2 separate regions of the Homo sapiens genome follow, and region 2 is linked to region 1. Evidence: chromatin loops called from intact Hi-C (ENCODE). Cell type or tissue: CD14-positive monocyte. All regions are shown on one strand. Links, peaks and the distances in the headings refer to the core of each region. The heading gives the core; the rest is flanking DNA.

What was found. A loop is a pair of places that touch in the nucleus more often than their neighbours do. Peaks named below come from ENCODE experiments on the same cell type or tissue, not always from the same donor. Only the 100,000 strongest peaks of a DNase experiment are listed, where the experiment ranks them.
Region 2: a loop joins it to region 1, with 2.8 times the contacts of the local background. A loop is called at or near these places in 28 of 110 quality-filtered maps.

The regions. Positions count from the first base shown.
Region 1 is chr12:25,230,008-25,245,392 of GRCh38, reverse strand. It overlaps KRAS (KRAS proto-oncogene, GTPase), which reads left to right. Exons shown (of 5, transcript NM_004985.5): 2 at 1-119. The coding sequence starts at 9. Among named protein-coding and RNA genes, the nearest start is that of KRAS, 13 kb to the left of the region's middle. RefSeq lists an enhancer at 1,211-1,380. In CD14-positive monocyte, for the core only: CTCF peaks have their summits at 3,832 and 4,037 (motif pointing left); a DNase peak (open chromatin) is centred at 4,012; H3K27ac peaks cover 690 bases.
Region 2 is chr12:25,324,957-25,342,000 of GRCh38, reverse strand. No RefSeq gene overlaps it. Among named protein-coding and RNA genes, the nearest start is that of KRAS, 83 kb to the right of the region's middle. In CD14-positive monocyte, for the core only: no CTCF peak of the experiment used is centred there; a DNase peak (open chromatin) is centred at 8,000; H3K4me3 peaks cover 1,481 bases; H3K27ac peaks cover 1,736 bases.

The sequences.
Region 1 (15,385 bases), core at 1-8,000:
TGCTGAAAATGACTGAATATAAACTTGTGGTAGTTGGAGCTGGTGGCGTAGGCAAGAGTGCCTTGACGATACAGCTAATTCAGAATCATTTTGTGGACGAATATGATCCAACAATAGAGGTAAATCTTGTTTTAATATGCATATTACTGGTGCAGGACCATTCTTTGATACAGATAAAGGTTTCTCTGACCATTTTCATGAGTACTTATTACAAGATAATTATGCTGAAAGTTAAGTTATCTGAAATGTACCTTGGGTTTCAAGTTATATGTAACCATTAATATGGGAACTTTACTTTCCTTGGGAGTATGTCAGGGTCCATGATGTTCACTCTCTGTGCATTTTGATTGGAAGTGTATTTCAGAGTTTCGTGAGAGGGTAGAAATTTGTATCCTATCTGGACCTAAAAGACAATCTTTTTATTGTAACTTTTATTTTTATGGGTTTCTTGGTATTGTGACATCATATGTAAAGGTTAGATTTAATTGTACTAGTGAAATATAATTGTTTGATGGTTGATTTTTTTAAACTTCATCAGCAGTATTTTCCTATCTTCTTCTCAACATTAGAGAACCTACAACTACCGGATAAATTTTACAAAATGAATTATTTGCCTAAGGTGTGGTTTATATAAAGGTACTATTACCAACTTTACCTTTGCTTTGTTGTCATTTTTAAATTTACTCAAGGAAATACTAGGATTTAAAAAAAAATTCCTTGAGTAAATTTAAATTGTTATCATGTTTTTGAGGATTATTTTCAGATTTTTTTAGTTTAATGAAAATTTACCAAAGTAAAGACCAGCAGCAGAATGATAAGTAAAGACCTGTAAGACACCTTGAAGGTCATGGAGTAGAACTTCCATCCCAAGCAGATGAGGATTTATTTAATCTCAAAGACCTCCAGGAGGGGACATTCCCCAACTGTCCTTGTTAACTCATTTTCAGAACATATTTATTAGCATATTTTACATGTAATTTGGATCTTCATGTTAAATTTAACATCAGTGGAGATGGAAAATAAGCATATCGCCTTGTCTTTGAAATAGCCCTATATTGTTAGATTGTTTCTTAGGCTTCTTTACCCTGGGTTAAGCAGTCCTAATACTTTAGCATTTATTCTACATCTAGTGTACTAATTTAAAAAAATCAGTTCTGAAAAATTTCTAAGAACTTTCTTCAAGTTCCAAGCTGTGAAATCTAGAACAGGTCAAAGTGCCTTATTAACGTACTGTACTGTGTAGTGTCTTGAAGAGACACTTTGCGCTGAGGCAAGTTCTGAGGGCATTGGGTGGCCTTGGGAAGATATTTATGCAGTTTAGAACCTGGAGAATTGATTAGATAACTAATCATAAGGAAACGTCACATATTTTTGGTACTATAAAAAAGTGGAGAAATAATGCCTATTTGCAAAGATTTGATTTAAACATAGAAACAACTTTATTTGGCTTCCAATTTTAAGAATTTACAGCAGTAAAGGGGAACAGTCTAATTGAAGTAGACTGCCTATGCAATAGTCTCTGTATATTTACTTTTGACAAGTTAATTCAATGTGTACTATAGTTTTGTTTCTTTGAAGAGGTTTGAATAGTGCACCCATTTTAATCTGTATTGCAAATTCAGGGTTACTTGGCAGACTCTACTATTTAAATCAGATGTAAAAGGAAGTTTTAATATAATTCACTTTATGCCTGAAAGTTTTCCTGGGATTTTGGAAGGTGATTTTACTGGAAATGCTGTCTGTCTTCCCTGAAAATCTGAGAAATTCCATTACACTTTGTTTCCAATCAGAGGTCATGAGTGCTATATGAGTATATACAGCATGACGTCATGAATGTGATAAAGTGGGTTAGGAAACCTTTTGCTAATGATTGTTAAAATGCAATATAAATGTTGAAGAAATAAAGCTAACAGTTAAGCCTTTATTTGGGCGGAAGGCTGAAAAAGTTTATAAACTTAAACCTATAACTCTGCTTATGATTTCTGCCAAACCAGAAGACTTGACTCTGGGAAGCATTGGTTACCTGTGAACTTTGAAACTGACGGTCCCTGACGTAGTTTAGTCACCTGGGAAAAGGTATCTGAGATTATCTCTTATCTCCCAAGTTACAGTGAGTCTCTGAGGGAACTGACACATTACATTAAGTTCTTGGTGTAGTTAAACTGTAAGAAAGGCAGGAGAACTTAGTAGTTAAATAGTTGGTTAAATGGAAATGCTGACTCCATGTTATTGTAAAAAGTTAAAAATTTAGGAGGATATGGGGATTTCACTGCCATTGCAGGTTTTGATTGGTATTTACCAATCCGTGTGGGTCAGAGAGAAAATTAGAAAGGATATGACTGCACATTTTGGAATTATTAGCAGTTTTTCTACATTTAAAATGGAAATAAATTTTTTAAAAATTTAAATCAAGTAATACTGTATTTTTTGGTGATTTAGATTTTTCAAAATTTACACTAAGAGATAGTAAGGAGGGTGGCTATTGTTTCTTTCAATAATGTCTCTGAGAGGTTGTAACTCATCTAAGGATACGTAGCTAATAAGTGGTAGGATTTCAATTTAAATTCTCTGAGACCAAGTTAAGTAGAATTTGCACTGTACTCTTGTATAACTTTTTAAAACTGAAAATTAGCTATCTTTCAAATTAAGAAAATATTTACTAATGGAGACTAATTCAGATTTGTAAGTATACCAAAATTTGAACTTAGCCTGCTATCTAATGGCAACTTAGTGGCAGAGGTATGATGTAAAATCATTCAGGTATGACACATAGATGGAGTATGTTTGTATTCGAGGCTGTGCACATAATCACCTTTACTTGTATTGTGAAGTATATATTGTTATCTTTTATGAAGCCCACTAAAGAGATAATGAAATACCTCGTTATTAGGGCAAGATTATTGAAAACTCAAAATAGCCCCCAAACACAATACTTGGCTAGAAATATATACCTTTATAGTTCAGAGATCATTTATTATCAAAACCCTGAAGTTTTTTTTCTAAGGTAAAATTTGGTGGAAGAGGAAAAGTCTCGTTTTAAAAAAATGTAGGTAGTTACAGAGATCAGAATGATTAGTTGATCACTTACCAAATATATATTAAGTATCTACTGTATATAATATGCTAGTAAGAATAAATATAGCAGGAAGTATTTTTTCCCAGGCTCTAATTGTTTGACATCAGCATGCTTTTATTGTGGCACTTATAATTCAGTTCAAGTATTATGCCCCTCTTTGATGGAACAGTTTCCTATTCAGTAAGGAAGACCAGATTAATCATTGGATTGGTTTGTTTCATCTTTAGTGTTCTGAGCTGTAGAGTATTTATTTACCAAGGTTTATTTTAATTTTTATTTTATTTTTATTTTTCCATGTTCATTGTAGAATTCATTTTACCTACGAATGAAGTATGTAGATTATAGAGAGAAAATTTGTAAAATTAAACTGATACTGAAGACTGGTATAAGAAAAGCCTTATGTAATTTGTAAGCTGCTATTCTTCTGAGTTTATACATATATCTTTAGTAATCAATGAGGGATGGTTGGGTGACTGCCCTCCAGGGGACATTTGGCAACATCTGGAGATGTTTTTGGTTGCCACAACTTGGGGAGAGAGTACTGCTACTGGCATCTATTGAGTAGATGCTATTACTTTAAATGGCAAAGCTGCAGTTACCTTTGCACCAACCTAATATTAAACTTCCTGCAGTGCACGGGAAAGCCCCCACAACAGGGTTATCTGACCCCAAACCTCAATGGTGTTAAGATCCAAACCTTGATATGTTAACCTGTAGCTTTAAACATCCTTTAAATTGTCAAATTCATGTCCCTGACATAAGGTTTATGTTAGATTTTCAAGTATAACAAAGATTTAAACTTTAACTTTTGTACGTTAATGATATGTTAGCTTACTCCAGTCTTCTATTAAAACATTCTGTTTTTAAAATCAGAGACACACAGCAATTTTATAAATCATTTCTCTTCAAGGCTGTGAAGCTCTCCCCACTTTTGTGAGTGCCCTCTACTGGTCAAATTATTTGCTTTATAACAAGTAACAGTGAAATCCTAAGTTTGTGTAGTTTCGCTGTTTAAATTATGGGTGGCATCAATTTATAAATATATTCGTTTTATTTAAAAGTCTTATATGATTGATTTCGTATCATTTTTGCTCTCTGCTAATATTAATATAAAGATTACTGTCTGTATTAGTTAGGCCTAACTAAGTAGGTGAGTATAGTGAACTAAGAAAGGAAACGAGGCAGTATATAAGAAAATAGGGTGGTTCAGTTGTTAACACTTACTGAGCTTACTTTGTTGAAGGGACTAAAAGGCAGCAGTGTGGCTCTCTGAGCTTCTTTGCATGCACTCAGGAGCTGCTTAATGGAGTCCAAGGCTTGGTGGTGTGTTACAGGGGATGATAGGAGGGTCCTATTCAGAAGTGGCAAATTGTGAAAGTGCACATTTTGTAGAGTTTTATAGGACTGTAGAATAGTTGTGAGCACCTGATTTTTAGAATAAACAGAAAACTCAGGTACTGTATTTAGGTCAAATTAAGAATAAGTATTTATTAAGACCTGAATATAAAACTTTACTGGTCATGGTTTTTTTCTACCTTGGGTTTTTATAAATCCAAAGATTTAAAAACATACAAATGGAAGTTGGTAATGGAATTAAGTGAAAGGAAAAAATGATTTTATGGTTTGGAATCTCCTAAGATTCTGGTTTTAACAATACAACTAATTCCTTAATCCTAGAAATGTTCTTCACTGCCCACTTTGTACCATGCAGTCTTCCTGTGGGCTAGAGATACACTGAGGCGCAAAACAGACCAGATTCCTGCCTTCATGGAGCTTATTAGTTTTAGGTATCTCTAGATTTCTTGTAATACCTATTACAATGCCTGCACATCAGTTCATTCATGTGGGTTCAACGTAGTACTCAGTACATGGCAAATTCAAGTTTTACTTTTCGGAACTTCATGGATTTTTTTCCTCAGAATATCTTTTATCCATAATTGGTTGAATCTGTAGATGCAGTACCCATGGATATGGATGGCCCACTTTATTTTGAAGAGCAGTGTTTCTAGGCAATCATGCTAATTATATATGACTTAATTTAGAGGCTTTATACTTAAGAGCATTACATTTCTGGCGTCTCTTAACCATTATTATTTCATAATGTGTAGGTTATGGAACAGTTAAATTATTGGGATCTTAATATAGAAATTAGTAGAAATAAGCCAGATATGGTGGCTCATGCCTGTAATCTTAGCACTTTGGGAGGCTGAGGCTATTCGCTGTACTATTTTTTACTACTTTTCTATAGGTTTGAAATTTTTTCAAAATAAAACATTGAAAAAAGTAAGGTAGGTAGTGTGTCCCTCCTTAATCCTTTCAAATATTTTATTTTCACTATTTCTATTAATTTTTTTTTTTGTTTTTGAGATGGAGTCTCGCTCTGTTGCCCAGGCTGGAGTGCAGTGGCGCGATCTTGGCTCACTGCAGCCTCCACCTCCTGGGTTCCAGCCATTCTCCTGCCTCAGCCTCCTGGGTAGCTGGTATTACAGGCATGCACCACCACACCCAATTACTTTTTGTATTTTTAGTAGAGACGGGGTTTCACCATGTTGGCCAGGCTAGTCTCGAACTCCTGACCTCGTGATCTGCCCGCCTCAGCAGTGTCACTGCTTCTAGACCGTTTTCAAGGCACAGAGCTTAGAAATGCATGTTACTAAGAAATCAAGAGTTAACTATTTTTCACCTTCTTTCTCCCGCAGTGAGAACCCTGGTTCTACCCTGTTTCTCCTTGTGTAAATTTTAATGCTAAACTATACACTTGTGAAATAAAAATGATAATGTCATTCTTAAATTATGGATCTTGCAGTGTTATCTAAGTAACATAGATTGAGTGATTTAACTTTAGGTTTCCTTATTTGTGGAATTTGGATAAATATTTTTCACCCTTGAGAAAAGTGAGACTCCTTTCTCATCATCAGAGTATCCTTAAACCATTAAGGCAAACATTTGGGAAAAAACTGAGCTATCTGGCTGCATAAAAATTAAGTTTTCTTTAACAAAGATAGAAGACAAATGAAAACCTAGAAAAACCATTTGGTTCAAGTAACAGGAAGCTATCTTATATATGAATTAGAGAAAAGCAAACACACAAATAGAAAAAAAGGGATGGGGGGTACTAAAGATATAAATAGCTTGTCTACCAAAAAAGAAATAAAATAAATAACATGAACATATAAAAAGACACTTACTTCATGAATGTGATGCAAGTTCAAACAATAAATAACATTTCTGTACTTTCATATTGGCTAAGGTTAAAATGATAACTGCTAGGAAGGGTATGGAGAAGTGTGCGCCTTGCACTGTAGTGGGAGTATAGACCCTCAGACTTTATGGAGGTCAGTCTGGAAATATGTTTCAAAATGTAAACTACATGTCCTTTGACCAGGTAATTCAACTTCTTGAAATTTATCCAAGGATTTAATTGGATAAATGTTTAAGATGTATATATAAGAATGTTTACTGCAGTGTTGTTTATGATTTTAAAAAAATGGAAATCATCTTCATGTCTACCAATAGAGAATGGGTGAATAAATTATGGTATGTCCATATATACAAATTACATAGTTGTTGGAAATATTAGGTAGATTTAGATATACTGATGTTCAAAAATGTCCATTATGTAAGTGAAGCTGGGTCACAGCACCTTGTGTTGAGTATGATTTCATCTAGAAACAAAATTACTCCCTCATCCTTTGTTGTGTTTTAGTTTTTTAAAATAAGCTTATACCATTGGGCTGGGGGAAAAGTAAATACTCGTTTTGGAGAGAGAAAAGGGCACTAAAGTTTCAGATACCGTTAGATTATTTCATGCTTATTTTTCAAGCCTCAATAAATTACATAATTCACATGTAGTCTTGGATTAAGGAAATTGCTATTAAGGCTAAATAAATAATATGAGAGGTATATAATATAAAATATGAACATTATATTGGCATTAAGATTGGATCCACGGTCATTCCAGCCTCTCATTCTTACCTGGACTTCAAGTGATCACTTGTGGGCAAATGCCATCTGACTTGAACAGGTTACACATGTATGCTCATTATATCGTTATTTTCAAAATTTGTCATATAAATTTTCCTTGAGTTCATTCAGATTTTTGAACTAGTTTTTTCTCTTGGGAGTAGTACACACTTAATTCTCTCTAGTACTAAGCTAATGTTCACCATTCTTATAATTTTAAGTATCCAGCATTTAGTAAAGAAGTCTTTGTTTTCTTTATCCTTACTTTTAGTGAATGTCTTAGTTTTTAATTGAAAATTCTGCCATGAAAATAAGCTCTTTAACATCTTCACTCCCTAATCAAAACAGAAATCCTTCATAGCCTTCAGTTGTAGCTATCCTTCCCTGTGATTTGTCCAGCTCCATTATATTTATTTTGAAATATGGTGACCAGTTTTGCAAAATTATTTCAACTGTAGGTGCCCAGTGATTTTGTAAGGAGAAGATACTGTTTCTGAACAGTTCTCAGTAGCCAGTGGCCTGCCCCTACTTTTTGGCCTGCGTGTAGTATATAAAATAATGCAGTTAACTTTTTATAGCACTTTTCATTTTATAAAGAGATTTTCATGGTCTTTAATATTAATCTATGTATAAAGTCCTGTATGCAGTTTTACCTACTTTCACAGCTGAAGGAACAATAGCTTAGAGAAGATGTGAGATAAAGTAGTTTGCCCAAGCCCATAGCACAAATAAGTGAAGTTCTTCGGCTGTCCATGGATCGAAGACTCCCAAGTCTATCTCTAGCCTGGACTTCTGTCCTGAGCACCAGACATGTATGTATATCAAGATGCCTGCAGGTCATATCCACCAGGACAACCCATGAGTACAGGGAATTCAACATGCCCAATATCACTCATCTTTTCCTTCGCCCTCCCCTTTGTACTCATCCCCTGTCGGTAAGCTCTGTTATTTTAAAAAATTGAAATGTATTCACATAGCATACAATTTACACTTTTCAAGTGTACATGGTTTTTAGTATATTCACAAGGGTTGTGCAGTCATTACTACTAATTCCAGAATGTTATTATCACCCCAAAAGTCCCACATCCATTAGCAGCCACTCCCCAATCCCTTCTCCCACCAGCCTCTAAAAACTGCTAATTTTTCCATCTCTGTGGATTTGTCCACTCTGATTATTTCATATAAAGAGAATCGTACAGACGTGGCCTTTTGTGTCTGGCATCCTCCACACAGGATGATATTTTCAGAGTTCGTCTATGTTTTTGCTTGTTGATCATTCCTTCATTCCTTTTTCTGGCTGAATAATACTCTGTTATATGGATATACCTTATTTTGTTTATCTGTTCATTTGATGGGCATTTGAGTGATTTCCTCTTTTTGGCAATTTTGAATAATGCCACTATAAACATTTATGTACACGTTTTTGTGTGACCATATGTTTTCACTTCTCTCGGGTGTATATCTAAGGTACAGTTGCTGGGTTATATGGTAGCTCTGTCTTTGACTTTTTGAGGAACTGCCAAGTGGTTTTGGTAGTGATTGTACTGTTTACATTCCTACCAACAATTTTACCTAAGTATTTCTCAAATCTATTTAATCTTTTCGGTCCATACTGCTGTTGCTGCCTTAGTTCAGATTTTGTCATTTCTTGTAATAATTCGTAGCTCATCTCCCAGTCTCTGCTCCCCTCTCTCCCTCCCTCCCCCTTCTTCTCTCTCTTATTTCCACCCATTTTTAACATTTATAGAAGTCAAAAGTCTAGTTCAGAAAGCAGAAACCATACTAGATATTTCAGCACAGAGAACTAATTAGGTGTTGGAAGACTGAAAGGCAAAAAAACACTGAAGTAACACAGTAACATCAAGAATGGGCACTACTCCTAAGATTCAGGGAATGCTGGGAAGATTTGGGGTTTATCAGAACTGGAAGCTCAGAGGAGGGGCCCCTTGTCGCTGAGGCTTAATCCCTGCAGAGGTGCCTTTGGCTGCTACTGGTGAATCTGAGTGGGTATGATGAGTCAGTGTCTGGGAAGGGCCAAAACATTTTGTCCCTTTCTATAATTTGTCATGATAATGCTAGTAATGAATCTGATCTCCCTTCCTATTTTAAAAACCTTTTAGTGATTTTGTATAGGATGAAGTTTAAAACTCCTTACTTAATATACACATGACCCTCCGTAAGCTGGCCCCTGCTTGATTGTCCAGTTTCACTTCTTGGTGCTTATTCTAAGGCCTCTAAGCCTTAGAGATCCTCTAAGCCTTTGAGATCCCCAAACCCTGGACTGCGGACTGGTACCCACCTGTGTGGCCTGTGAGGAACTGGGCTGCACAGCCGGAAGGAGGTGAGCATTACTTGCCTTAGCTCCTGTCAGATCGGCAGCATTAGATTCTAATAGGAGCGTGAACCGTGTTGTGAACTGCCCATGCAAGGATCTAGGTTGCATACTCCTTAGGAGAATCTAACTAATGCTTGATGGTCTGAGGTGAAACAGTTTCATCCTGAAATCACCCCCAACTCGGTCCTTGGAAAAATTGTCTTCCACGAAACTGGTCCCTGATGCCGGAAAAGTTGGGGACCGCTGTTCTAAGCTAAAGTTATATGGAGCTCCTTGGTTCTGTGTCCTCAACATGCTGTTCTATGTTTTTTACATTCTGTTTGCTCCTTCCTGCTTGGAATGTCCTTCCCCTCCCCGTCTTTCTTAATGCATACAAAGTTGATCTCTCCTGTGTGCCACCATTGTACTTCGTCTTGCATATGGTGTTACATTCATTTTATTTTAATTATTTATTTACGTTCATGTCTCTTCCACTCACCTTAGTTGCTTGAGGTCAGAAACTATATAATGTGTGACACGGAATGTGACACCTAGATTTTCAATAAGTGTTTCTATGATACAAGGGAGACTGATGTGGGTAGATGGGAATGAACTCATCAACCTCTGTTTACATACCCTAAATTCCCTGTTTCTTCCCTATTATAATTCTGACAGTCTACAACCGTCTTTGATGGCTTATAAACGGAAAGTGCGGAACACATCATTCTACAGTGAATTTAAATAACCTTTCGGAAGAGTAACGTAAAGTACTTGAGCATTAATTGAGTAAAAGTTTCTCATCTTTTCCTACAGGTGTTATTAAGCAGTATGTAAAAAGTCCTTACAATACTTAATACATTAAGAAAACATACAATTTCAAGAGGAAATCCCCGAGTAATACATTATTGACATTTTCAGCAGTTCTAGTTATATTGAGAAGAGCATCTCATGGAATTGGCAGAATGAAGATGGAGATTAAATGAGATGATGTTTGTAATATGCTTATGACAGTATCTGGCATATAAGTAAGGGCTCAGTAAATGTTGACTGCTGTAATTACTATTAATAGTAATATGATTACCTTTAGTAAAAGTTATTAGTTTCTTTAGGTTTTTTGTTTACTACAATATAGTAAACAAAATCTATACTTGGAATGTATATATTGTTTTGTTTTGATACATGGAATATGTCTCTGTGTCAGAGTCACTGCCTGAGTTGGAAAACCCATACTCGAGTATGTTAAAAGGTGAACACACTGAATAATTTAGTTATTAATTATAATGGAAAAATGACAAACTTGATGTTCTGGTTAATGAGGTTATCTTATCTTGAATGAGTTAGCTTTTAAATTCCTCAAAATAAAGGCATTTAATAAACCAGGAAACACTTCATTAAAAAAATTATGCAAGTCAGTGTAAAAGAAGATTAAAATTCCACATGGGCAAAGGACACACGTTGGCGATAAATATGCAGATAAGAAAAAAAACCTATATAACATTATTACTCCTCAAAGAAATTGGTATGAAAACAATAAAAATGTGTAGCTTATCAAACCAACAAAAATTTAAAAATATGAAATCCATTTTAAGTAATGATAAAATGGGTGCACTCTTAGTGCTTTATAGAATAGTAGTATAATGAACCTCATGTGTGTACCAACCAGCTCTTTCATATCTTAACATTTAGCAACATTTGATTTAGCTCTTTCTTTTTTCCAAGATAGAAAAGTTAATATTGTTGAAGACTCCTGCATTCTTTTCCCTAGTCTTATTTTCTTCCCTCCCATAAATGTGTTAAAATCTCTGTGTGTATTGTTTTGGTTGTATTTTTACATAAAACTTTACATATTATATAAAATTTAATTGAAGGTAAAATTTATTAAATTATTCTTAATATATATTGTAATTTAAAAATTAACAGCTTCATTGTCTTGATAAAATTTATGGTATCTTAAACATGTGCTTGTTTTTCTAAGAGAACATTGAAACATAGATTTTAAAACAAATTGTTGAAAGATTAAAAAATCTGCCTTTGCACACTGTTACATTGAAAGTGGGGCATTTGTCGTGAACATTCATTTCAAATATGTAGTATCTTCAGAATATTTGAGAAGGATTTGTATTATATAATTGAAAAATCTGTTAAATTGTATTTATGTTAACTGCTTAATTCTAATAAAATTTCCATTCATTTTTTAGTATCTGCATATATTTACATCAAATGGATTCATTCACTTATTTAAGAGGCAGTACTAATTACCTATAGCGTTCAAGACTGTTAGGTAGAGGGTGTGTAGTGGTGAGTACAACAGGCGTGAGCCCTACCAACACGGAGTTTAAAGCCTAGTAGAGGATATAGACTTAAACAATTTCACAAGTAAATACATAATTACAAATTATAATACATGCTATGAAGGAAACATAGGAGGTACCAGAGAAGGAAGAGTGCTTTGCATTTTTATTTTTAAGACCGAAGAGTGCTATTGGAGGACTTTGAGCAAGTGAATGACATGATCTAACCTACCTTCGTTCATTCATTCATTCATTCATTTTCTTCCTTCCTGGCTCAAGCAGTCCTCCCACCTGAGCTCCCCAAATAGCTGGGACTACAGGTACACACTACCACACCTAATTTTTTTTTGTATTTTTTGTATTTTTGATGGGATTTTACCATGTTGGCCAGGCTGGTCTTGAACTCTTGACCTCAGGTGATCCACCTGTCTCGGCCTCCCAAGGTGTTGGGATTATAGGTGCCTAGCCCATGGTGCCTAGCCCTAACCTACATTTATAAACTATCACTTGCTGCTGTGTGGAGACTATATTGTGAGATTAACAGCAGGGATACCTGCTAGGAAGCAATTGCTGCAGATTGCCTGAGACAAAATAGTTATCATGGACTAGGGGGATGGTGGTGGTGGTGGTGGTAGGTGGTTGGATGTAGGATATATTTTGAAGATAGGTAAATGGTGCAAGATTATGGGTCAGTTTTAAATGCTTAAGTAAATTTTCTTTGTAAGACATTTTAGGATGCCATGTTAAGAATCTCTTTATAACTGTCATTTAAAAAAAAACCACATATTTTCTTAGCATAATTTCCCATAGTAACATTACTATGTCAAAGGCTATGAACATTTGAATGACTTTAGATAAATACTGTAATTGCTTTCCAAAAATATTGTGCTTATTATGTCACCAGAAATGTTTGAATTCTGTCTACAATTCAGTCTTGCCAGTATAGTACATTTCATTTAGAAAAATTTTTTACTATGTAGATGGAAAAAATAATATTTTAGCTGGGAGTGGGGGGACTATGGGGAATAACTTTCCTTCATTTAATATTTTATTGTGAGTTAGTTTAAGTTACTTTATTTTATCGTAGTTTCCTAAGGCTACAAATTAGTAACCTTGGTAACTTATGTACCTAATTTAAAAGTTTACTTTTTTGAAAGGCTGGAAATACTAATTAAAAACGTAACACCTTCATCCTTGTCTTTGCTCCATTATTAACTAGTTTCATTACAGAATCTCTGTGTTTTAAAATCAGATGGGTTTTCATAACCAGTACTTTCTCAGAGTGGTAAATTTAAAAAAATATATAAAGAGAATAAATAATATTTGTTGAGAATACTTCAAATAATGTGAAGAGTTATTAACTTACAGCAGGAGTTGGCAAACTTTTCTATAAAGGGCCATATGGGTCTTTGTCACAAAGTCTTGGGTTTTTGTTTTTGTTTTTTTAAACAGCTATTTAACTATTCCTAGCTAATGGGCAATACAAAAACAGTGGGCAAGATTTGGCCTGTGGGCAGTAGCTTGCTGAAACCTTATTTAGACTCTAAATTTTTTGAAAGAGTCTACATTGATGCATATTTTTTTTTCTTCCTCCAAATACAGTTGACCCTTGAACAACATGCGTTTGAGTGACCATGGGTCCACTTGTGATACACGTTTTTTTCCCAACCAAATGCAGATATGGAGGGCTGACTTTTCATATACCTGGATGTTCCTGGGCCAACTGTAGGACTAGAGGCTGGGGGGGTCTTGGAACCAATGCCGTGTGTATACCAGGGATGACTGTTTCTTATGGCCTGACCTGAAGTTGGAACAGAATCTTTATTAATATATAATTTTTGTTGCGTTTGTTTTCTCTTTATATTTATCCATTCTTTTTAGATCGTATTTCATTTAACACTTTTTCTTCTTTAGTTTTTACCAAGTTGCACTGAAAATAGCTCAGTGACTAATTGCACTTCTAAGAGTGAGGACCCTAGTTAAAATTAACTCTAAAAATACTGAATTTTTAACCTAAACCTTTTATTTCTAATCAACAGTATTATTTATGAGTAGGTTATAGATTACTTTGAAACGGAATGTGTCTCAGAACTTTGCTATCGATATTTTTAAGGTCTGGTAGGGAAAAGATAATAGGAATGAGATTTATCAGTGAATAGGGGACTGCTTTCCCAGTTTCTCGGTCGCACTGGTGTATTCACCATGGAAGCATCTTATGAAATATGTACATAAACTACTAATATCCCACATTACAGGTTGACTATTCTTTATCTGAAATGCTTAGGACCTAGAAGTATTTTTGGATTTTGGTTTTTCAGAGTAGGGATACTCAGCCTACATTGGTAAGTAAAGAATGTGAGGTGACAGGCTGGGCGCGATGGTTGACGCCTGTAATCCCAGCACTTTGGGAGGCCGAGGCGGATCACCTGAGGTCAGGAGTTGAAGACCAGCCTGGCCAATCTGTACTAAAAATACAAAAATTAGCTGGACACAGTGGCACGTGCCAGTAGTCCCAGCTACTCAGGAGGCTGAGGTAGGAGAATCGCTTGAACCTGGGAGGCGGAGGTTGCAGTGACTCGAGATCGTGTCACTGCCCTCCAGCCTAGGCAACAGAGCAAGACTCCATCTCAAAAAAAAAAAAAAAAAAAAAAAAAAAGAATGTGAGGTGGCAGCAATAGGTAGGAAGAGTCTTTGGTCAGCTTTACATGCTCTGTAGCCATGCCTGGGTAATGGGTTGACTCTAAGACTCTGTGCTTTGCTCCCACCTCCTGCTTTTTCATTACTCTTTAGAATGGTTTTTAATTTGTGATCTATAGGAGTTCTTTCAAGTATTTAATAAGAGAATAGGCTAAATTAAGTAAATGTCAACTGAATGCTCAAATCTCTACTAAAGAGCCTCTTATTTAGAAAATAAATATCCATCTTTTTTTTCTGACTGGTGAGATAATTAATTTTTATTACAGATGGTTTGGAAAATACCATATGCTTTAAAAGATAAGCACAAAATTATAGTCTAATATGTAGGTTTTCATACTTTAAAAAATTGAAAACCAAAGAAAAACATTTAACATAGCATCTAGTACAAAGAAAAGAGATAAGCAAGAGATAAATGTCTTTTTTGGGACAGAGTTTTGCTGTTGTTGCCCAGGCTGGAGTGCAATGGCACAATCTCAGCTCACCGTAACCTCCACCTCCCGGGTTCAAGTGATTCTCCTGCCTCAGCCTCCCGAGTAGCTGGGATTACAGTCATGCACCACCAGGCCCAGGTAATTTTGTATGTTTAGTAGAGATGGGGTTTCTCCGTGTTGGTCAGGCTGATCTCAAACTCCCGACCTCAGGTGATCTGCCCACCTTGGCCTCCCAAAGTGCTGGGATTACAGACATGAGCCATCGCACCCGGCCAAGATAAATGTCTTTTAAATTATCTCCATTAAAGACATAACCTTTATAACATTTTGATGTATATATTACCAGTTTTTAAACACATAGTAGATTTGTATAAATACATAAACACATATTATTGTGATCATGCTGCACTTAGACATCTTTATATTCTCCTTATACTGTAAACATTTTGAAATACTTTACTAACAACATTTGTAATGACCATTCTTTCTCTCTTTCTCCCTCTGATAGAATGGTCTACAGAGTAATTCATAAACTAAACATACTTTAGAGGCTGGGCGCAGTGGCTCATGCCTGTAATCCCAGCACTTTGAGAGGCTGAGGCGTGCAGATCAC
Region 2 (17,044 bases), core at 3,593-11,592, 93 kb before region 1:
ACAGAGTGCTGATTGGTGCGTTTACAATCCTCTAGCTAGACACAGAGCGCTGATTGGTGTGTTTTTACAGAGTGCTGATTGGTGTGTTTACAATCCTCTAGCTAGACAGAAAAGTTCTCCAAGTCCCCACTTGACCCAGGAAGTCCAGCTGGCTTCACCTCTCACTATGTCTGGTTGGAGATTTTGCTTCCAGGAGCCATTGAATATAAATACTCCAGGAAGAAAATAAAAATGCTTTTACCCCATTGATATGATTTGGCTGTGTCCCCAGCCATATCTCATCTTGAATTCCCACATGTTGTGGGAGGGACCTGGTGGGAGGTAATTGAATCATGGGGGCAGGTCTCTCCCGTGCTGTTCTCATGATAGTGAGTAGGTCTTCAGCAGCATGAAAACCGACTAATACAGTAAATTGGTACCAGTAGAGTGGGGTGTTGCTGAATAGATACCCGAAAATGTGGAAGCAACTTTGGAACTGGGTAACAGGCAGAGGTTGGAACAGTTTGGAGGGCTCAGAAGAAGACAAGAAAGTGTGAGAAAGTTTGGAACTTCCTAGAAACTTGTTGAATGGCTTTGACAGAAATGCTGATAGTGATATAAACAATAAAGTCCAGGCTGAGGTGGTCTCAGATGTAGATGAGAAACTTGTTGGGAACTGGAGCAAAGGTGACTCTTGTTCTGTTTTAGCAAAGAGACTGGTGGCATTTTCTCCCTGCCCTAGAGATTTGTGGAACTTTGAATTTGAAAGAGATGATTTGGGGTATCTGGCAGAAGAAATGTCTAAGCAGCAAAACATTCAAGAGGTGACTTGGGTGCTGTTAAAGGCATTCTGTTTTATAAGGGAAGCAGAGCATAAAAGTTCAGAAAATTTGCAGCCTGACCACGTGATAGAAAAGAAAAACCCATTTTATGAGGAGAAATTCAAGCTGGCTGCAAAAATTTGCATAAGTAACAGGGAGTCGAATGTTAATCCCCAAGATAATGGGGAAAATGTTTCCAGGGCATGTCAGAGGTCTTTACAGCAGCCTCTCCCATCACAGGCCCGGAGGTCTAGGAGAAAATGGTTTTGTGGGCTAGGCCCAGGGTCCCTCTACTGTGTGCAGTCTAGGGACTTGGTGCCCTGCATCCTAGCCACTTCAGCCATGACTAAAAGAGGACAAGGTACAGCTTGGCTGTTGCTTCAGAGGGTGGAAACCCCAAGCCTTGGCAGCTTCCATGTGGTGTTGAGCTTGCAGGTGCACAGAAGTCAAGAATTGAGGTTTGAGAACCTCCATCTAGATTTCAGAAGATGTATGGAAACACCTGGATGCCCAGGCAAAAGTTTGCTGTGGGGCGTTTGGGGGGGCCTTTGTGTGGGGGGCCCTCATGGAGAACTTCTGCTAGAGCAGTGCAGAAGGGAAATGTGGGGTCAGAGGCCCCACATAGAGTTCCTGCTGGGGCACTGCCTAGTGGAGCTGTGAGAAGAGGGCCACTGTCCTCCAGACCCCAGAATGGTAGATCCACTGATAGATTGCACCGTGTGCCTGGAAAAGCTGCAGACACTTAACTCCAGCCTGTGAAAGCAGCCTGGAAAGGGGCTATACCCTGCAAAGCCACAGGGGCAGAGCTGTCCAAGACTGTGAGAACCCACCTCTTGCATCAGTGTGTCCTGGATGTGAGATATGGAGTCAAAAGGGATCATTTTAGAGCTTTAAGATTTGACTGCCCTGCTGGATTTCAGACTTGCATGGGGCCTGTAGCCCCTTTGTTTTGGCCAATGTCTCCCATTTGGAATGACTGTATTTATCCAACGCCTGTACCCCTGTTGTATCTAGGAAGTAACTAACTTGCTTTTGATTTTACAGGCTCATAGGTGGAAGGGACTTGCCTTGTCTGGGATATGACTTTGGACTGTGGACTTTTTATTTAATGCTGAAATGAAATAAGACTTTGGGGGACTGTTGGGAAGGCATGATTGGCTTCGAAATATGAGGACATGAGATTTGGAAGGGGCCAGGGGTGAATGATATGGTTTGGCTGTGTCCCCACCCAAATCTCTTCTTGAATTCCCTTGTGTTGTGGGGGGGACCCGGTGGGAGGTAATTGAATCATGGGGACAGGTCTTTCCCATGCTATTCTCGTGATAGTGAGTAGGTCCCATGAGATCTGATGGTTATGATAAGGGGTAGTTTTTCTGCACAAGCTCTCTTTGATTGCTGCTATTCATGTAATAAGTGACTTGTTCCTCCTTGCCTTCACCATGATTGTGAGGCTTCCCTCACAATCCACATGGAACTGTAAGTCCAATTAAACCTCTTTCTTTTGTAAATTGCCCAGTCTTGGGTATCTTTACCCAAATGTCTTTATCAGCAGCCTGAAAACGGACTAATACATTCATTTGATTTCCCTGGAGGAAAATAAGGCTGGTGTTCTATTTTTTTTTTTTTTTTTTAAACGGAGTCTCACACTATTACCAGGCTTGAGTGCAGTGGCACGATCTTGGCTCACTGCAACCTGCACCTCCTGAGTTCAAGCGATTTTCCTGCCTCAGCCTCCTCAGTAGCTGGGACGATAGGCATGCGCTACCACACCCAGCTAATTTTTTGTATTATTAGTAGAGACGGGATTTCAGCATATTGGGCAGGACGGTCTCCATTTCTTGACCTCGTGATCCTCCTGCCTCGGCCTCCCAAAGTGCTGGGATTACAGACGTGAGTCACCACATCCGGCCAGTTGGCTGGTGTTCTTAAGCAGAACATGTATACTCTCACACCTTTACAAAAAGATCTATTGAGAGATAATTTACTCATTGACACTGTGATTCAGGCTTGACTGACAAAATGACTGTAATACCTGTTCTTATTGTAGCCGGCCATGCTTGGGTTAGGATCAGGCATTCATATTCACACTTCCGACTGTAGAAAGGAAAAATTCTGACTATAGAAAGGAGAAAGGAAACTGTAATGATACGAATGAAGTATTTGATTTCAAAGGTATGTTTGAAATCATCTGCCACTCACAGAGTGGAATTGTAACATCAGAATCTAGACCCCCATCCAAAATTAAATTGCCAGTAAGTTATGGCACATTTTAGGAAAACTCGTGGTGCTCTCGTTCTCACGTAGTGCTCAACTTAGTCCTCTCGACAAATTTGCCATATTTCACTCTATTCTTCAGTCTCGCTATACATTATCTTTTTGAGGGCACAGATGGTGTCTTACTCACCAGCAGATTTCCAGTAGCTAGTACACTACTGGGTACACGTTAAATCCTTTAAAAACAGTTGTTAAAGAAGTACAAGGACATCCATTAAAACGCCTAGATTTTTATTACCAATCTGCAAAATTAACATAAATGGCTAATCATATTATTGATATAACTGAGGCTATGTATAAGACCTGTTGCAATGATGCAAAGCAGCACAGGAGTTCCTTATACATTACCAAGGAGGAGATTTTGCATTTAAATCTTTTCATATGATTCCAAGATAATCTTGAAAATCTTTGAACATACTTTCTTTTATAACTGCAGGCGCCATTGGCTAATTTTCTGGAACACACCTTTATACTCTGGTCCAACGGATTTTTTAAGATGTCTTCAAGACCATATCTGGAAAAAGAAATAAGCAAATGAACATTTATGGATGTTACACTATGCCCCCACATGCTGCACTAAATGCTTTCTTTATTTCCTTTGAAATGGTCATCACAGTTATCTTGTGACGTAGCCATTAAACTCTCATTTTATGAGTAAGGAAATCAGTGTCTTTATTTGTAACCTCTGAAGGAATGGAAAATAGATGGAATAGAAGCCATCCAGAGAAAAACTGTGCTCAGTCCTAAGATATGCCAGTACTGGAAGATATCCAGAGCAGATGAAATAGACAAAACACTGCTCCTCAAGGAATAACCACATGTCACAGCATCCTCTGTAATAAACACACAGTGTTGTTGAGTATATTCCCACGGGGCCTTTTAAAGTAATTGGATGAATCTAGAATTTAGCCTTGTGCATACAGTTGCTAGTGAATGGGTAAGTCAGTTGTCTTTGAGGCCAAGTTGGCCTATGTGGGTCACAATAAAATGCTGGAGTCCTCCCTCGGGCTCTGTCCTTAGAATTATTTATGTACACCACAACCATGTCCATAATTTGGCTATATAGAGCCTAGATGTACATCTCCAACTTGGACCTCTGTTGAATTTCAGCCTCAGATAAACTGACTCCCAGACATCTCTAAAACGTGTCTTATGTTGGGCCCTTGATATTTTCTCATCAAATCAGCTTCTTCTCCATCAATGACAAATCAATTGTTAACGCTCTTCATGATCCGGCACTTCCTTACCTCCCTGACTTCATCTCCTACTGCTCTCCTCTTTGCTCACTCTACCACAGGCACGTGGCCTTCATTGCTGCTTTCTAAGCATACTTGGCAAGCACCTGCCTCAGGACCTCTGCACTTGCAGTTCTCTTCTTGGGATACCTTTCCCCTAGATATTCACATGGCTTCCTCCTTCACCACCCTCAGGTCGTGCACAAACGGCACCTTCTCAATGAGGCCTTCCCATCTAAAATTATAACTCCCTTCCCACCCGCCCCTCCAAGTCACAAGCACTTTCTATCCCCTTCCCCCTCTTGCTTTACTTTTCTTAAAATTAATTTATTCTCACTCATTTTGGCAGTGAAAGTTGCTTTATTTTTCTCTTTTGCACTTAACACTATCTAACCATCTACTTATTTTTCTTATTATCAGTAAGAAACACTTGATGAAATCTTAGATGTCTTTGATAATAAGATGCAACATTATTTTTGTATCACAAGAAAAGAAAAACAGCTGCCAATTACAAATGTAAGATGGTACTAAGTCAGATTACAATTTCAGAGATTTTGAAGTGTGAAAAATTGTCCATCTTACATTTGATGAAATAAAGTATTTTCTTTATTGTTTTTCTCTCTCACTAAAATGCAAATTTCCATATGGATGTGGATTTTTTTTTTTTTGAAATGGGGTCTCGCTGTGTTGGCCGGGGTGGTCTCAAACCCCTGGTGTCAAGCAATCCTCCCGCCTTGACCTCCCAAAATGTTGGGGTTACAGGTGTGAACCACTGCACCCAGCCTAGATATGGATTTTTATGTTTGGTTCACTGCTGTATTATCTGGCGCGTGGTAGATGTTTAATAAATATTTGTTGAATAAATGTTCAAGAACTAATAAAAAAAGAATAAATAATAGACTCCTATATGAGCAGAGTATATCTGTTCTAATTGCCTTAGAAGATTGAAATCTAAGAAGAAAAAGATCATAGAGGATGTCAAAGCTTGATCTGAATTTCCTAGAGTTTTCTGAAACCTCTAGAGAAGATGAGAGACCAATATTAATTCCATAAGTGCTACTGATGTTCTCAGGTTGAATGCATGCAAAGGCCATCCAACCTCAGTTAAAGATTTTCCTAGAATATTCTCTGCCTCCAAAGCTTAACCTAACAAGCTCCATCTTACTCAGATTCTCAGCTCAAGCATCACCTTCTCAGAAAGGAGTTCCGAGACTGCACGATCTAGAAAAAGTAGCCACCAGCACCACCTATCCCAGCTCTACCCATTCATCTCTATCTCATCACCTTGTTGTCTTTTATTCGTAGTACTTTTCACTATATGAAGTTATAGCATGTGCTTAGAACTGTGTCTGAAACAGAAAGTGCTTAATAATTAGCTGTTGAACCAATGTACATGGAGTGTTTGGATCCCTCAAAACTCTTCTCCCTCCCATCCTGACCTAAAAAAGTTCTAGAGAGTTCTATTGTTAAAGTCATTCCTTTTAGTAAAGTTATAAATATTCAAGAAATCTGATTATAAAGCAAATGTGATATTTGGACAAAGATAACATTAGCCGAGGGGTACCCATTAACACCTTGATAAATGCCACTTTTCCTGATGAGCGATTTTTATCTAATTAGAAAAAACAAAGCCCTGAGTGATGGGGAGAAGTTGGCTAGATGGCTTAGAGTAAGACTGGTGGAGTTCAGAGCAGCGACTGTGAAAGTGAGAATCCCAAGAAGCTAGTTTCCTGGACCTGAATGTGAGAAGGGGCAGGGGCATTAAATGGCTGAGTTTGACCTCTCTAACCTTTTGTCTAGGATTTGACCAAGCCCAGTGGCTACTTATCCTCCCTTCTCTTCCCTGTGCCTTCACCCTGTGATTTTCTCATCACCTTTTACATTCATCTACTAAGAAAGAATGCTTTCTATGCATTTTAGTTTCTTTTTCCTTCCAAAAAGGATCATCCAGTATATTATTTGTATAATGCAATCTTAGATCTACAAATTTTTCTAATGTCGACCTACAATTTTCTTGCTGTAGCTCATTCTGCCTTTGCACTATCTGTAAAGGAAAGAAAATGTCTGTTTAGTATATACTTCATAGAATATCTCTTCCTATATTTAAAGATCCTTAAATTCTACACTTCATAGGTCAGCTGAAGAATTTTTAAAATAAGCTTTATTTGCTTTATAAGGGGGCCAGTTATTGGAAGAACTTCAACCAGTATTTAAAAGCCAACTTTAGTCAAACCACTTTGTCTAGACACTTCACCTCAGTTTTCTGCAGTTTAAATATCCCACATCTTTAAGCCTTTCCCTATGGGGCCTCTTTCACAGAACTTTAATTAGTTTTGTGGTTCTTTCATAAAGTCATCTCAATTCTTTTTTCCCCCTCTGGTAATGAAAGCTTTTTTCCTCTAATATAAAAGCTTTCCAACCAATGGATTTCGTTTGAATCTCTGGATATCCAAAGCATGCATTTATATCCTCACTGAAGAAAATTATATAACTTTCTATTTTTCTTCTATGTACCTTTAAGTGATTTATTTTTTCGCCTATAATTTTATTATGCTAATCAGCTCATAAACATGGTCAGAGTGTGTGCCCTAGACCTAGACTATTCAAAATTCAGTAAGAAGAGAAAAGAGAGAGAGAGAGACAGAGACAGAGAGATTAGAAAGAAATATTTAAAATGTGTTGTTAGGATAACTTTGTGATTACTCAGGGATAGAGAATTTAAAATTTCAAATATAGACAGCCTAATAGGTACTAAAAGCCTAGAATTGTGCATTTATATTAATTCTAAGTGAGTATTTTTTTTGGCGTCTTTGAAAGAGAATTTTCTGTGTAAAAATGATTATTTTGAACTTTTAAATTAAAATGACAAGTTCTAAACAGTAGCTCTTCATTAAGGTGTTAAATTCAAAGAATTATTCAAAAGTCCAGTAATTAATAACAATTATATTTAGGGGCCATCAATTATGTTTAATCTCATTTAAAGATAAAGGGGCTCCTTCGAATACCTTAAACTCTATAGATTTAAACATTCATTTTCTTTTCAACACTGTAATTGTCTGTTCTAACAAACAAACTTTCCTGGTACCAAATAAACCATGACTCTAATAAGCTTATAAATACAATGAGCTTTAGGATCTTTTCACTATTTTAATACATAGATCAGCTCAATAAAATTTCAACTTAAATCAAAAGTCTAAATCCATTACGTATAACATACATGTTTAAAATAGAAACTAAGAACTGATCTGTTAACTGTAATAGGCTAAATTATAAACATTGAAAGTACACATGGTGAAACCCTGTCTCTACTAAAAAATACAAAAATTAGCTGGGCATGGTGGTGGACTCTTGTAATCCCAGCCACTCGGGAAGCTGAGGCATGAGAATCACTTGAACCTGGGAGGTGGAGACTGCAGTGAGCTGAGATTGTGCCACTGCACTCCAGCCTGGGCGACAGAGTGAGACTGTCTCAAAAAAAAAAAAAAAAAGGAAGAAAAAGAAAGAACCAAAAATACTAAGCATACATAGATTTCCTAACACAAAATATGTTAATACCATGAAAAACTTTCTAAATCTTCGTAGAGTTGGAAGAGGCTTAGTCATCAAGGAAGTGATGATGTCATCCTTCACAGTTTGGAGGATTACCTCCCTGTGTAATTTATGGATTGACTTGCTGAAGCTTTGTGGGTGCCAGGTGATACAGGCTGAGACGACACTCGATCGGTGTTTATGACACTGAAAGGGCATACTGGCGTATTGAGCCCTATTTATAGCCTGAAACAGAGATTTCATCATTTGAAACAAAAGTCCTTAGATGTGAGTCATCTTATTACCTAATTTTCAAATCATATTGGGATCTGTAACACTCACTTTTGAAGCTTTCTCATTTGAGTGGATTGGATTTTATATTTCTTTGGCTTCTGAGATGTTCAAATGGCTTTTTTTTTTTTTTTTTTTTTTTTGAGACTGAGTTTTGTTCTTGTTGCCCAGGCTGAAGTGCAATGGCATGATCTTGGCTCACTGCAGCCTCCACCTCCCAGGTTCAAGTGATCTCCTGCCTCAGCCTCCCAAGTAGCTGGGATTACAGGAATGTGCCATCATGCCTGGCTAATTTTGTATTTTTAGTAGAGATGGGGCTTCACCATGTTGGCCAGGCCAGGCTTGAACTCCTAACCTCAGGTGATCTGCCCACCTTGGCCTCCCAAAGTGTTGGGATTACAGGCGTGAGCCACAGCACCCAGCCATTTAAATGTCTTTTTAGTCAAACTCCTGAATTCTTTACATGTACTTTTAAGTTTTAGAACAACGCAACTACTATAGATAATAAATTAATAATCCATTAAATTCTGGCTATGTCTTCTGATTTGTCTGATTATTTTACAAGTTCTAAGATCATCAAGCTGACACCTTGCACATCTCCTTCTAAAAATAAATCCTAAGGAAATATTCAGAGATGTGCAAAAGAATTCAACCACAGGGATTTCATCACAGTATTATTTTTAGTAGAAAATGACCTAAATGTCAAGCAAAATCTTTTGTTATTTTAAAATTCCATAAAGCTGGGAACCACAGTTTGTTCATTTTTGTTTCTTGTTTTGTCTAGGATTTACCTTATGGCATTGCACATAGAAGGTGCTCAATAAATGCTTATTAACGGAATAGGTAACTAAATAGTCTTGTGGACACCCCTCTGTAGCAACTGAGGCACTAGGAGTGTAGCTTGGGAGGGTTTTGTCTTTCAAAATCTCTCTGTGAGCCCTTCTTCAAAACGAATAGTTGATGTTTTTCAGGTCTTATGTCACATGCTTTACAAACTCACAGCTTTAATCCTCTCTTTGTAACAAGACATGACTTCTAAGCCCCTCTATGTAGAATTCTAGATCTGACACACCTCTGTAAGATGCAGTCTTGAAAAGAGGGAAGGAAAAGAAACTTCTTGATACCCTTTGTCACATTTGTTCTCTCACAGGAGAAAATGATGTGGAAAGGAGAATGGACCCCAAGCCAGCTAAGAGATAAATGCCTCTGCTCTGTTAACAATCATGTCAAATTCTTACATTTTCCAAAGTTTGTGCAATAGACATGTATTCCTTTTGGAATAAAGAAACATAGTGCTTTAAAAACTATGCTTAACTAATTCTATAATCTGCTTTCAATTTTTACTTATTCAATTTATTTATTTTCTGCCAGTGATCTAAAAGCTTTCGTTGTGCATTGTTCAATGGACACCTTAATACAGTTGCACACCTGGGCAGAGTGCTGAAACTCACTGTCATTGCAAACTTGACTTATACCATACTAAGAGTGAAACTGCTAACTCAAGAGTAAAAGACAGAAAATAGTCCAGAAGACAGCCCAAAGCTTCAATGACAGGGCTGGTCTGATTCTTGCAGGCTCTGCTCCCGTCCTCAGAGTGGAAAAATTCACAGGTTTGCAAATTCAAGGTCTTTCCCAAGGCTTCTAGTAAACAATTACAAAGTTCTTTTTTTTTTTTTTTTTTTTTTGAGATGGAGTCTGGTTCTCTCGCCCAGGCTGGAGTGCAGTGGCATGATCTTGGCTGACTGCAACCTCTGCCTCCTGGGTTCAAGTGATTTTCCTGCCTCAGCCTCCCAAGCAGTTGGGACTACAGGTCCATGCCACCACCCCTAGCTAATTTTTTTGTATTTTTAGTAGAGATGGGGTTTCACCATGCTGGCCAGGCTGGTCTCAAACACCTGATCTCAGGTAATCTGCCCACCTCGGCTTCACAAAGTGCTGGGATTACAGGCGTGAGCCACCATACCCTGCCTAATTAGGAGGTTCTGATTTCCAAAGTGAGGCAGATAACCAGATAACACTGGACTATAAAGGGGGTGTAGAGAATGTTGTTAACATTGAATTCAAGGAAAGGGTTTACTGTGAATAAAAAGAAAGGTGAGTAGATGCACAGAGTGACAGGTGAGAGTGAATCCCAGGAGGTTACTACTGTCCACCCTTGGGGGCTGCTGGGAGTAGTGACAGACACCCTTACCTGCAGTCCTGGAAGGCTTGCTGGAGAAGATGGTTTTCAGTAGCTGCTTTCTCAGACACACGTATCAAAGACATTGGTGTCACATCAAGTTATGCTAAAAAAGAATTGGGACATCTAGCAAGTAAAAGAGAAAACAGGAAATAGGGTTTCAGCGTTTCTGGGGTCTCACTGGGAGCCCCAAGGTGGTAAATTAATAGTCCTTGGACAATTATCTTAGAGTTTGGTTGCCTGATGGTCTGTGGTCTCCTCCCTGCCCAGTCCCCATTGCAATCCCATGGTTTATGTGCCATATATACCCCCATCTCCATCGCAAGAGCACCTGTCTCACTCCACACTTCTATCCCCTCACCCTCAATGCTCTCTCTCTCAGTTACCTACGAAATTTACGAATAGCAGCAGAAAACCACTGTGATATGTGATATGCAGGAGCTGTGTAACATGGTGTAGTTACAGGCGAATAAAACCCAGGCTCTGATGCTGGCCCTACTGGGCTCTTTAAGCCTTGTTCCTCATACTTACAATGAGGATAGAATGCACACTTTCCAACTATGCTGTCAGGGTGGAATGAGATAATGTCTGTGAAAACACCAAGTCTAATGCTCAACTTTCTGTGTGCTTGGAAGATAAACCAGTGTATTTTTCAAAATATGAAAATATGGCCAATAACAGATGAGTTTTGATACAGTCTGATTATTTTCCTTCTTTAGTCTTGCAATAGGTCTCCTCTTACCTAAATAAATTTCAGTAATAATAACTATATCCAACTTAAAATTTGCATAAGAATATGCCACACTATTGAGTATGAACATGCAGGTTTTGGATTTATAATCCTGCCATGTGGCTTTAGCATCTAGGGGCTTCAGTTCCTAAGTAAGGTCAAAGAAAGGCCCTCTTCTAAGCCAAGCTTTGGCTGGTAATAGTTACTCTTCCCTTTGGCTCGCATCAATTGTCTGTAATCTACTCTCACTCAGGTCTCACCTCCGCAAGGACAAGACCCTTCCAGCTACTCTAAACAACCCAAATTTTCCCTTGTTGGGTATTACTACTAGTACTTAATGGCTGTGAAGCTCCAATGGAGATTTAGTCATGAAAATAATATTCATTACATATAGTCCCCATTTATAGAACACATTGTATTTATCTAATTTTTACAACAACCCTGCAAGGTAGCTATAATTATCCCTATTTTGCAAATGAAGGCATTAAAGCTAAAAAAGTCTAGGTAACAATCAATAGTAGCACTTAGATTCAAAGCATGAGGTTTTCACTCCACTAATCTACCTTCCAAATCTGTTTATTATTCATTCATTTTGGTTTTTTAAATTTGTAGGCTAATTAACTTGTGTCTGTTCCGTAAGCTACTAATCATGGTATCTCTGAGCAAAAGACTTACATTACACTGCTGATTACTTTTGTTTCATCTGCATTTCTAAGTTACAATCACCTGTTAGACAAAGATAATGCCCTCCAATTCTTAGGTGTTGTCATTGTATATTTTCAATACAAGGCTAAGAATGCTAAACACTCTCTATACATACTTTTTAAACTAACTGAATTAATGAAAAAGAGAGATCATAATGAGAACTCCAGATCTCCAGATCATTACTACCCATCAAAATTTGAGCCCAAGATCACCTGAGGTCACGACTTTGAGACCAGCATGGCCAACATGGTGAAAACCCATTTCTACTACAAATACAAAAATTAGCCGGGCGTGGTGGTGCACACCTCTATTCCCAGCTACTCGGGAGGCTGAGGTGGGATAATCGCTTGAACTCAGGAGGCGGAGGCTGCAGTGAACCGAGATTGCACCACTGCACTCCAGCTTGGGGGACAGAGCAAGACTCCGTCTCAAAAACCAAACCAAACAAACAAACAAAAATTGAGCCCAAAAACGAAAGTCAGTATGTATTGACTTATGTCAACACTACAGAGGCAACGGAAATACCTAGTATGCAAAGATGTCAGATCCTCAGAAAGTCTAGCTCAGTGTCACCAGTTTTCCAAATGAAGGATTTGAGTTCTTTGTTTTTCATGACGAGGGGAGCCAATGCAGAGCTAACCCAAATCCTTGCCTCTCAAATGTTTTTTAAAAAATAAATTTTAAAGCTGATATTTACTTATAGCAAAACACATTCAAAAAGTGGCAATAACAACCAATGTTTTTGTCACCCAGTTTTTTAAAATAGCTTACCTATGTGTTACTCTTTTAGACATTCAGATATTACTAAATATATTCTCTTACTGAAATGTTAACTGCCAAGATTCAACCCACAGGCATATTTTTATAGGCAAGTTACATATCCCTGAGAAATTATAGAAATACACAATAACGCCTACATCCCCAGGGCCAAAATCCACAAGCAGCTTCTACAGACCTCGTGCTACAGGAGGCAGCAGTTTTTCCCAACTAAAAAGGACTCATAAAAATCTCAAAGGAGGTGAAAATACCTTTTTAAAATATGAAGCATCAAACCATCCAGTCCCATAAAAAGGGAAAGGCACTAGCTAAAAATATATCCCATGTTCTTTTCAATCTTGTTTATTGTATTCATAAATAAAAATGTCCTACCATATATTTTATTCATGCATATACCATGAATATTTATTCAACAACAACAAGGCTAGAGGTTCCCAACAGTACTCTGGCTTTATCATTTGTGTCCATTTGCTTCAGTCTCCAAGGACGTGGTTATTATGAACAAAAATCATGCCTGTGAATTACAATTAGGGCTTGGATAAATTGCATCATCAGTCAAATATTAAACATTTGGTGAGTGTTTATGACATGTAAGACAATGCACTAGGCATTGTGCATATTCAAACTAAAAATACAATTCCTCTTTTTAAGATGAGAGTTAAATTGAATACAGATATTACTATGTGTGCTTAATATCGTACAAACAGACATCCGATTTCTGTAGACCTTTGAAGACTGAGCTGTGGAAAAAAAGAAAAACAAATTTTAGAAAATCTGAGCTGAAAGCAATTTGCCAGTCAACATTTTGAGATGATTTGTCTCTGAAGTTATGTGGTTCTCTCTAGATGTATTGATTCTAGTACCTAGTGTATTGTTGTTTACATTGGCATTCGCCAAAATACATTCTAGTTTGAACTGAGCAAAACAAAGTTAACTGGAATTTCTCAAAGCCTTTAATATGGTAATGGGTTTCCTGGACATATTCAACAATGGAAGTTTTTAAATTTTGTTTTGTTTACAGCACGTCTACTAATATCTAAGAGAACCTATGTTTGTTTCCATGTTTGTCTTCTCAGGAGTACAGAAGTCCAAAGATAATTGTTTTTTAATTTTGTGCATTTTTATTGTTGTTGTTTTTAATCTAAAACAATTAAGATAAGCATGCTGTGAATCATCAGAATAACTATCTTATAGCTGAGTAGTGTCACGTGGTTTTGGTGTCCTCGTTTGCATTTCTGCTTCTGAGCAGGTTAATAGCAAGCCAAATGACATCATGCTTTGTTGCACAAGCAAGCAAAGGTTCCCAGCGATTTGAATAGAGGAAAGTGGTAGGAAAATGGAATCATTACATTGAGCATGATTTACTGGCTTGTTGAACTCAAGAGAAAATGTGCTGTAGTGGACAACTCTATGCTAGAGCAGGAGTCTGGAGTGTACATATTATGTTTTATACAGTCCCTCTCATGGCAGTTCATTAACATTAGCATAGTTACAATTTTAAAACTTTAAAAAACTATTCTCTTTTTCTTTAATACATTTATTTATTTATTTATTTATTTATTTATTTATTTATTTATTTGGAGACAGGGTCTCACTCTGTCACCGAGGCTGGAGTGCAGTGGCACGATCTTGGCTCACTGCAACCTCTGCTTCCTGGGATCAAACGATCCTCCCACCTCAGTCTCCCGAGTAGCTGGGACTACAGGTGCGAGCCACCACACCTGGCTAATTTTTGTATTTTTTTGTAGAGATGAGGTTTCACCATGTTCCCCAGGCTGGTCTTGAACTCCTGAGCTTAAGCAATCCACCCACCTAGGCCTCTCAAAATGCTAAGATTACAGGTGTGAGGCTCTGTGCCTGGCCAAAAAACTATTCTCATGTACTCTATTTTGCAGGAAACTATTAAAATTGTTGGCAGAACAAGATAATAAATGATAAACATTAAAAAGAATTTCAAATGCCCAGACAATGGCAGTGAGTCAAGGGATTCCTCGTGTGAGAAAGCAAAGGAATCATGTAGACAAAAACACAAACACATTGTTCTACTATTTAATTCGACGTTGACAGCTTAGTTTCCGCAGAACATCAGTCATCAGATTAATGTTGTAGAGGTATATTGTAATTTGGTTCTGATTTGTTAATTTTCTTTGATTTTATTGTCATATGAAAGCCACAATAATTAAGGAGTTTTCCCTCACCTAATATTTGTATGTGATTTTAAATAATATAATAAAATAATTTAAGTCAATATTTAGAGTCTTCATGGCTCTCTCCCTCTTTACTCAATTTTGAAAAACACTTGATACAGTGAAAATAACCTTCAAATTGAAGTTAAAAAAAGGCTTGAGTTCTAAGTTAACATTTAAATCTGAGTCTCAATTTACTCATCTGTACAACTGGAATAACACCAAAACCACTTTTTCACTGTTGTTGAAGGTACCTTGATCAATGTGTGACGCCTAATAGGTGTTCAATAAATAGTAGTTAATTTTCATTAGTAACATACTGTCAAAATCTGTAACTGTACAGTTTTGTAGCCCAAATCTGAAAATTAGACGTTTTCCACTGGACTACTTAAGACAGTTGTTGGGCAGCAAGATAACCAACCTAAGAACAGAGGAATGGTTTAGCCAGTAAGTGCATCATGATTCTGTATATAAAATAAAGATAAATATATATAAATTGCCGTATATGTAGTACCAAATATACATTTTGGCCAAGTGGCCATGTGTTAAAATCAATATTCAGCAAAGCTGAATGTTATTATCACCATTAGAGAGTCAACTTCTGGGATACAAAAATAAATCAGAAGTGTTATTTTTTAAAACTGTATTATGATTACAATTATATTATTAAAAATTAGACAAATTTTCAGTTTGATATGACAGTTCAGGAACAGTCATTTCTTAGCAAAGTTGGCTAAGATGGTTTTAGCGCCTGCATTTGTGTTACTGGAGAGACGCCCCCTTTCAAGTGGCACATATAATAGCAACACTCACCTTTTCTGTGCAAAGCAGAAAATAATTTTCAGTAACATGTTTTCTGGAAGAAATGTTGTACCTAGGACTCACAGCTTGGGTAAGTCTAAAATATCCTTTATCTTTACATGGTTACAATCTGTAACAATCATTTTAACAAGCTTTTAAAATATTTTTTGAATCCATAGATTCAAAATCCTAAGAAAGTATCTTAAAGCACTCTTATAAAGGCTATTGCTTTGGAGTTTTGAGTAGTGAGTACAAGGTATGTTTTGAGTGACTTCTCTTTCTCTAAGATTCTGTTCTTTCCATCATGTGCTTTATCTTTTTTTTTCTTTTTAGTTTTTCTTTGGCTATCATATGCTTTATCTTTATCATGAGTGTTATTATACATAATTTTAGAGCTTTTCATTTTTGTGAAATTTATAGATGGTAACACTGAATTATTTTAGTTCATTCTGCAAGGTTTAAAGTAATCCCAAATAGGGTCTTTTTTTTCCTGAAAAATGGTCTATGTGGAATTAAATGACTACAGTTAAATGCAATCCTAAAAGTTTATTTTTGTTTAATGTTAAAAATTTCACATCACAAAACAACTCTTAAGATTGGCATTATGATGTAATTTTAACAGTATCTCGATATTTCTGTCTTATGTTATTATTTTTATGCTTATGAACATTTATTTATAAATAATTTGTTATTTTTCCTAACGTTGTCTAGGAATGCCTCCCTTAAAATGTCCACAATCCTTTATGTCCAATTTAAACATCCAAAGCTCTGAGAAATGGAAATATTTTCATAACTCATTTGGCCACAGAATCTGTGTGATCTGATGTGAGGCTTAGTGGGAATGGTCACACATTTTACCACATAGTAATGTGCTACATCGACTTGTTTCCTAACCCCCCGACCCCTGGAAAGGTTGATAAATATAGTACATGCAATCTACTACCTCCCTAAAATCTGAATAGTTCTTCATTTCAAAGGACATATGATCCCAAGGAATTCAGATAAGGGATTATAAATCTATTTTCATAGTAACTGTCAATCCTGTTCTACTTAACTATTTGAAAGCTGTTAATAATTGAGGAACTTTTTTGGTAGATAAAATTAGTAACTTTATAATCATTAATTATTATAGCATTTTACTCTCAGAATAGTAAAAATGCATTTATACTTCAACTGTCAAAACTGGAACAAAGCGCACAAGTGAATTTTTACTCAAAGTACTATCTGGAATACTTACATGATGAGCATTATAATAGAAATCTTATGTATTCATATTATACTATATATAATATTATAATCACTTATATTTGAAAGTGAATATTCAGATATTAATGTTAATCAGAATAACAAACCTTGTTTGTGTTCCTGACATTATATTATAGAGTAGGCATTCAACCATTCTGCCTTTCGAAAGTCAAGGTCAAGTCTGAAACTGAAACCAAACAGTAAATTTTGTCTGAATTCGGAGGCTGAAGCCAGACTTCAGTGTATCCTAAATTATGTATGTATGTGTATTTTCCAATTTTGCTCAAAGACCA